Regions from separate parts of the Mus musculus genome. Here region 2 is linked to region 1. A link is a contact called in ENCODE Hi-C or POLR2A ChIA-PET data. All regions are on one chromosome and are shown on one strand. The core of a region is the stretch at or near the end of the contact, and the rest is flanking DNA. Distances in the headings are between cores, read along the strand shown.

Region 1 (3,786 bases), core at 345-2,844:
TGGAACTCTGTAGACCAGGCTGGCCTCGAACTCAGAAATTCGCCTGCCTCTGCTTCCCAAATGCTGGGATTAAAGGCATGTACCACCACGCCTGGCAACAATTTTTTTTTTTTTAATGAAAAAGCAGACATGCATAGAGGATGATAATCTTGGACAAGGAAGGGAACATGGTAGTGACAGAAGATGTCCTTCAGGTCCAACTTTTAATAGTGAGGAAGGGAAATCCATGATCCAACATGCAAGACAGAAGACCGAACAATGGCTCAATATTATGACATGGGATTAGAGAGACGGCTTAGTGGTTAAGAGCACTGGCTGTTCTTGCAGAGGACTGTGTGTGTGAACCTGTCTTGCACAGGTTCCATTACCAGCACCTGAATGCAGATTATAATCATCTATAACTCCAGTTCTAGGGGATTCAATGTTCTCATCTGACCTCTGTGGACACACACTCAACGTACATACATGCTTGCAGATAAAAACATTCATACACATAAAATAAATCTTTTTTGTTTTTGATATTATAATATAGTTACATTTCTCCCTTCTCTTTTCTCCCTCCAAATGTTCCCATATACCCTGTTCTTCTTCACATTCATGGTGTCTTTTATCACTAATGGTTATTGCATGAATATGTCTATGCACACACAGACACAAATATAAATATAACCTATTTAGTCCATGTAATGGACTTATGTTTAAATGGGGGTGGGGGTACTGGGTAGCCAGAGTCTGATCTGGAGCCTGGTGCAGAGGGTGGACAGATGATGGCAGCAGTGGTGGGTGCTCTATGTAGTCAGTTGCAGCAGGCCAGAACATTAGTGTGGTTCTGAGGGGTGGGGAGAACTTGAGGAGAGCATGGATGTGGTGGTTTGAATGAAAATGGCTGCCAGAGACTCACAGAGAGTGGCATTATTGGAGATGTAGGTTTGTTGGAGTAGGTGTGACCTTGGAGTAGGTGTGGCCTTGTTGGAGGAAGTATGCCTGTCACAGTGGGTGGGTGTTGAGGTTTCAGATGCTCAAGCCAGGCCCAGTGTCACTCTCTTCTTTCTGTCTGCATATCCAGATGCAGAACTCTCAGCTACCTGCTACCTCTCTAGCATGCCTACATGCAGTCATGCTTCCTGACATCATGACAGTGGACAAACCTCTGTACTGTAAGCCAGCCCCAATTAAGTGGACATGGTGTCTCTTCACAGCAATAAAGCCCTAACTAAGATGTTTAGTGACTAAAAACTAGCTAGAAAGAACAGACATGTGGAAGCTCTGGGTCTCTAAATTAGTCCTGAGCAACCCAAGTAACAACATCAAATCATCTACTGTTTTCTTCCACAAAGGCAGAGTCTTTGGGAAACAGCCTTGACCAGCTGAGGTGACACCCCTTATAGATTATCAGGAGCACTGATGGAGTTAGGGATGCATTTGTGACTGCTGTCCCTAAAGGAGGATTCCAATTATTCTTTCCTTACTCTGAGGCTTAGGGCTGAATGCTGGGGAAAAAAGACCCCAGGGTCTCTAGTTCCAGGAGAGAGAGAGTACTTCTCAAAACATCATCAGCCTGGCCCTGGGAGGCTTGTTAGTGACTGCAGAGCTTCTGGGACAGGAGCTCAGGGACCCCAGAATATGACAGTGTGGGTCCTCAGCCCCTCCCTTCTTAGGCAGAAAGGGACATTCACAGGGATGTAAGCACCTATCATAGCTATGGTGAGTTACAATCTGGCTACAGAAGCCATCTGACCATCCCCACCTTAGGGAGAGATCTACAAATGAATGGAGGGAGAGAAAAATTTTCAGATTGAACAGTGACTTCCTTCCATGGAGCTTGTTTCAAAGGTGTTTAATTCCAATTTTGGGTTGGGTCTGTAGCACCTAGGAGAATCTATAATGTGCTCAGAGGGAACGGGAGGGAGCCCCTCCCACCTCTGAACCCTGCAGACACAGAACCTGTGTACAGGTGGTGGCGAGACAGAGAGAGGAGGGTTAGGGAGTGCGGGGCTACAGGCTCATGCAGCTCAGAGCTACAGGGGCACACAGACACACTTCTCAGGAAGGACCCTGGGTCTCTGGCTGTCACAGTGGGGATGACACTGGCAGGTCCCTGAACTCAGCACCCACAGGTAACTCCTGCAGGCAAGTGCTGTTTCAGGATCTTTGTTGGGTGCACATTTCATGGACTCTAAGTAAGCAGATGGGGGTTTCAGGTCCCATCAAGTGACTTCTTGGACTTGATGGTCTTCCTGTCTAAGAAGTGGGAACATGAATCTGGTCCCTTGTTTACAACATGTCTCAGCCAGGTTCTTTTAGCTATCAGAATGCTAGTACCTGGAGTTCTGTGTTTGAATCAGGTTTTCAGTTCATTTGGAAGACGTGTCTTAATGAAAGATCTTAGAGTGCTGGTAGTCCAGCCACATGCAGGATTTCCAGTTCTCAGTTTTAGGGTTGGGAATTTATTCATAGCACTATTTGTCAACTGTGAGTTCATAGGAGTTGTCTTTGAGTTCACAGATAAGGCTCAGAGGGGTGCAGCCAGCTGCCAGGAGTCATCATGTCCCTTACAAGTCTGTTCTGGGGATTCAGGTCCCCACACTTGAACAGCAAGCATTCTTCCCCCCACCGAGCATCTCCTTAGCTGAGTAGTGTACCACTATTGGCTGTCTGACTTCCCTGCTTCATTTTGTTTTCCAAACACTGTTGGGTCAGGAGTTCTTATCTAGGATTTCTTCCTAGATCTAAATAAGCTAGCAATGGCCTTACTGTCTTCTTTCCCCATCTGAAGATCTTTACTTTGTGTCTATGGCCATATTGCCCTGAGTGTACCTGACCTTGTTTGTCCTCAGAAGCCGAGCAAGATTAGACCTGCTTAGTACTTGGATGGGAGACCTAGGAATACTGGGTGCTGTAGGCTTCAATTTGTTTCTTTGTGATTTTTTTAAAAAAAGATTTATTTTAATGTGTGGGTGTGCCACCTACTATTGGATCTAAGAAGTAAACTGTCATCCTCCAAAAGAAGAGGAAGTCCTCTTAACCACGGAGTCATTTCTTCAGGCCCTGATTTATAATTTTTTCCTTTGTTTTGTTTTTATTTCATGTGTGTTTCATGTGCATCTATGTAAGAGTGCTGGATCAGAGACAGTTTTGAGCTGCCGTGTGGGTCCTGGGAATCAAACCCGGGTCCTCTCAAAGAACAGCCAGTACTCAGAGCCATCTCTCCAGCATCTCTTTTCTTCTTCCTTCCTTCCTTCCTTCCTTCCTTCCTTCCTTCCTTCCTTCCTTCCTTCCTTCCCTTTTTCTTCCCTCTCTCCCTCTCTCCCTCCCTCCCTCCCTCCCTCCCTCCCTCCCTCCCTCCCTCCCTCCCTCCCTTCCTTCTTCCCCTCTCTCTGTCTGTCTCTGTCTCTGTCTCTGTCTCTGTCTCTGTCTCTCTGTCTCTCTCCTTTCTCTTTTCTTGCCCCTCTCTCCCTCCCTTGCTCTTTTGAGACAGGGTTTCTCTGTGTAGCCCTGGCTATCCTGAAACTCACCCTGTAGACCAGGCTGGCCTCAAACTCAGAGATTTGTCTGTTTATGCCGCTACTGGGATTAAAGGCGTGCACCACCATCACCACCTGGTTAATTCTTTTATCTTCTTATATGTTGAGGAGACACCTTGCTGGTTGGGTAATAAGTGATCATTCCTGAATCCCTCTGTCTTGTCTGCAAGCCAGTGATGATTCTCCTACCCCACACCTGGTGCCTAGCCAAGCCTCACTGCCCTGCTTTGTTCCAGTAACCCTATCTCCTCTCAGGCGCCTG
Region 2 (3,786 bases), core at 752-3,251, 58 kb after region 1:
AGGAAGTATGTGGTTGATCCTTTTAATTAAGGGCTCTCACTAATAGGGCCGGGGAGGAGTGGCTCCCTGTACTGCTCCTAGAAAGAGAATGGAGTTAGGAGACAGAAGGGAGTAGGGCCAATTTGGAGATAGATGGAGTAATCCAAAACAATTCTTTTCTTAATTTTTATTTATTCACGTTACATCGAGGTTGAAGCCCTGCCCCTAGTCCCACCCTCACAAGTCCCCCCCCCCCCCATCCCCTCCTCTCCTCCTTAGAGAAGGGGAAGCTTCCCTTGGGTACCAGCCCAGCCTGGGACATCAAGTCATTATAGGACTAAGCATGGTCTCTCCCACAGAATCCCGACTAGGCAGACCAGCTGGGGGAAGGGGATCCAATGGCAGGCAGAGTCAGAGACAGCCAGCCCCTGCTCCAATTGTTAGGAGACTCACAAGAAGACCAAGCTGCACATCTGCTATAAATGGGTAGAGAATCTAGGTCCAGCCCCTGCACTCTCCCAAAACAACTCTTATGGAATGGCAGGGAAAAGCCTACCTTGTTTGATTCAAGACGAAATTGGAGGCATGCTCACAGCCAGTAAGCATAAATAATTCATACGGTAGTTTGGCTAAAAATAGTTGAGTAGGTTTTTGTGGGTACCCATGGCTTTGCCTGTGCTAGGCAAATGTTCCATCACAGAACTTAATCAGAGACCATAGTTGCTGAGAAGGGATGGCTGAACGATCAGCTTTAAACAGGGCATTTATACCATGGCTTGCAAAGGTCAGGGAACACCAAGGAAGAGGAAGTGGAAAGAATATAAGAGCCAAAAGATGGGGAGAAAGGCTGTGGAATGCTATCTTGTGGACATGACACAGCTGAAGCGATTGTGATTTTTGGTTGGTCTCTATGCACTCCTGCTTGTCCTGGAACTCACTATGGAGAAGAGCCTGGTCTTGAACTCGGAATGGTGGGAATAAAAGCACATACTATTACACTGGTTTACATTGTTAAATATCCATTGTTCAGGCTTCAACAAATAGCTCAAAACTCTTGGTTACACAGATGGTCCTGATTAAAAGCCAGTCAAAGAAAAAGACATAAATTGGAGAAAGGGATTTGTAAGACAGATCGGAGTTTGTAAAAGGTCCCCAGATGCTGGAAACCTGGAAAATGACTGAACCGGCCTGGCACCAAACACTAGGGAGTTCTCTAAACATCCTGCAAAGCCTCACAGTGGTCCAGGAAGGGGAGGGGCTTGCATATGTTGCGGTCGGGAATGCGGGTTCTGGGGAGCTCGGGTGGGGGGTGTGTCACAGTCCACGCCCGTGGAACGTGCCGCGAGATGGTTCTCGCGGGTGTGGAAGGCGCGGTGTAATGTTAGCCAATTAGAGGCGAGAGAGAGAAGCGACCAATGATAAACGTCTCTTTCGGATAGCTTTTTCAGCGAGACTCCAGTTTGGCGCACGCGCGTCTCGTTGAACTACGGGGCGCTGCAGAGCCAAGTGGGCAAAAGGGGCACCACTCCACACTCCCCAGTCACGTGACCCAGAAGCGGCAGAGTTCCACTGCAGTCAGGGACCTTTCCTATAGGCAAAGGTCATAGGGCCTTGTTTGGGGATGGGTGGAAGGGAGTTCTATGTAGTGGAGCTGAAGGCGCATCCTATTGAAAAGTGACCTCGGCTGAAGGCCAAAGGTCAAGAGTCTGGTGTGTGTGGGGAGGGTGGGGGAGCGTACCCTAGGCTGCGCGATCCGATGGGGGTGTGGCCTTACGACTCAATGATGTAAGCGCGAGGCGGGCTCTCCGCTGAGCCCCAGTCCAGCGTTGAGGAGGGTGGGTTCTGCATGGGCTCGTTAACAGATAGGTAAGTAGGAATTTCAACCTTGTTTCGGTGCTACTGCGATCGCCTTGACCTGCTGTGGCCTACTTTTAGTTTGAAGGTGGTGACGTCAGGGGGCGGACTTAGCCTCACTGGGGCGTGGCTTTAAGTCCAGTCTAGATGCGTCTGTGGGCGTGGCCTGGCAGGTCGGGGAGGTGTGGCCCAGGTCCGGCGGACGATCCTGCTTCCGGATTAGATTATAGTACTAAGATTCTGGCTCTGTGCTTTCTTACTTAGGTTCTGCCTCATGGAAACTTCTGCGGCCGCTGCATCTGCGGGAGGCTTCTTCCCCTCCTTCCTGCTCCTGGCGTTTGGGACGCTGGTGGCTGCCGTGCTGGGCGTCGCTCACAGACTGGGGCTCTTCTATCAGCTGATGCACAAGGTGCTTAGGGTAGAAGGAGGGCTAGGGGTAGGAGGAAGGCACTAAAGGTGTTTCTCCAGCTCATCCACTGTGCAGGTGTGGAAAGCGAGTCCCAGCTAGTCTAGAAGTGGCTGGTTGGGAGATTCTTTACAGAGCTCTGTCCCTTTGCCAAACTGTATATGGGCCTGGACTTTGTAACTAGTACGAGATAATGGGGAAATTGTCGTTGTCTGGACAGCACACATTCTCCGCCTACCTCCATACCCAGGGGCCTGAGTCATTTTAACAGAGCAGGCCTTTTAAACATAGTGAGATTGGTGGGCTGAAGGTAGGCAGGGGAGGGAATGGGCTCTGATAGTAAGCCCTTCTGAGGAACTGTCTTAGCATATTTCGTACCATCTTCACCAAAGTAAGTGCTATAATTTCTGTCCTTGTGCCCACAAGAGGCAAATGATCTACAGAGAAGTTTAGTATTTTCTCTAGATGACAGATTTGGGAAAAGCTGACCCCACAAGTCATACTTATAAACCACTTGTTCCATTCTGAGAAATTCTTGCCCTTACCCAGTCCCTTTTCTTCTAGACAGGGACAGTGCCACTGACCTTGAAGTATGTAGGGATCGTGAAGCTACTGAGGCTTGGATGCTCAGGGTAGTCTGTGCCAGGAGTCACTTCCGTGCTAGGCATATGGCTGCTGGCAGCATGTCAGCTGGACCTGTGCCTCACTAGCAGAGGGAGGCAATAGGCTGGATGGAGTTAGCACTCCAAGTGCCAGGCCCTGCAGGGATACTAGGAAGCAGGCACACATCTAAGCCAGGGGCCTTCTGCCTCTTGCCAGGCTCTCCTGGATTCTCTGTAGATTTAACCTCTATCTCCTTTCTTCTCAACTGGCCCAGTATCTCTGGAGCAGGCATTATAATCTCCAGAGCCACTTAAGAACATAGGCTTTATCTCAGTCTGCTACTTGGTAGGCTGGGGAGAGATGGTCACAAATTCAAGCCCTGCCTAAGCTACATAAGGAGTTCAAAGCCTCGTGAGACCTTGTCCTAGTAAAAGCTGATGATATAGCTCAGTGGTTAGAGTGCTTGTCTAACACTATCTATGCCCAGGGTTCAATCCTCAGTACAGTTTCAAAAAGAACATTTCTTCTGTTGGAGTCTATCACTTGGGCAAGTCTTGGCATTTTTAGCTGTAGGACAAAGAGAACAATAAATTTGCTAAGTCAGTGTACCCTTCTCTGAATTGGATTTAAAGTGGTATGTCTCTAACCAGAATCTAAGTTCGTCTGTCTTCTGACCTTACCCCTGCCTGTTCTTGTACCTGCTCCTGGGCTGGCCTCTGACTGTCTTGTTCCTCATCTCCTTTGACCCAGGTGGACAAGACAAGCATCCGGCATGGTGGAGAGAGTGTCGCAGCTGTGCTCCGAGCCCATGGTGTACGCTTTGTCTTCACATTGGTCGGTGGGCACATTTCCCCACTGCTGGTGGCCTGTGAGAAGCTGGGTATCCGAGTGGTAGACACACGCCACGAGGTCACTGCTGTCTTTGCTGCTGATGCTGTGGCCCG

Evidence for each region. Hi-C counts contacts between places; a loop is a spot of excess contacts on that map. ChIA-PET counts read pairs that join two places held with the same protein, here RNA polymerase II (POLR2A).
Region 2: a loop to region 1 is called in a map of T-helper 2 cell, with 2.3 times the contacts of the local background. The contact joins the promoter of Ilvbl here to the promoter of Olfr1358 in region 1. A Hi-C loop is called at or near these places in 2 of 37 maps with a recorded cell type or tissue (Patski and T-helper 2 cell). POLR2A ChIA-PET finds 5 or more read pairs at or near these places in 1 of 5 experiments (Patski).

What each region holds. Positions count from the first base shown.
Region 1 is chr10:78,515,834-78,519,619 of GRCm38, forward strand. It overlaps Olfr1358 (olfactory receptor 1358), which reads left to right and starts at 1,595. Exons shown (of 2, transcript NM_001370810.1): 1 at 1,595-1,704; 2 at 3,780-3,786. The coding sequence starts at 1,702. The region is part of intron 1 of Gm47944 (a long non-coding RNA gene); the gene reads right to left.
Region 2 is chr10:78,572,990-78,576,775 of GRCm38, forward strand. It overlaps Ilvbl (ilvB (bacterial acetolactate synthase)-like), which reads left to right and starts at 2,002. Exons shown (of 15, transcript NM_001359302.1): 1 at 2,002-2,242; 2 at 3,593-3,786. The coding sequence starts at 2,108.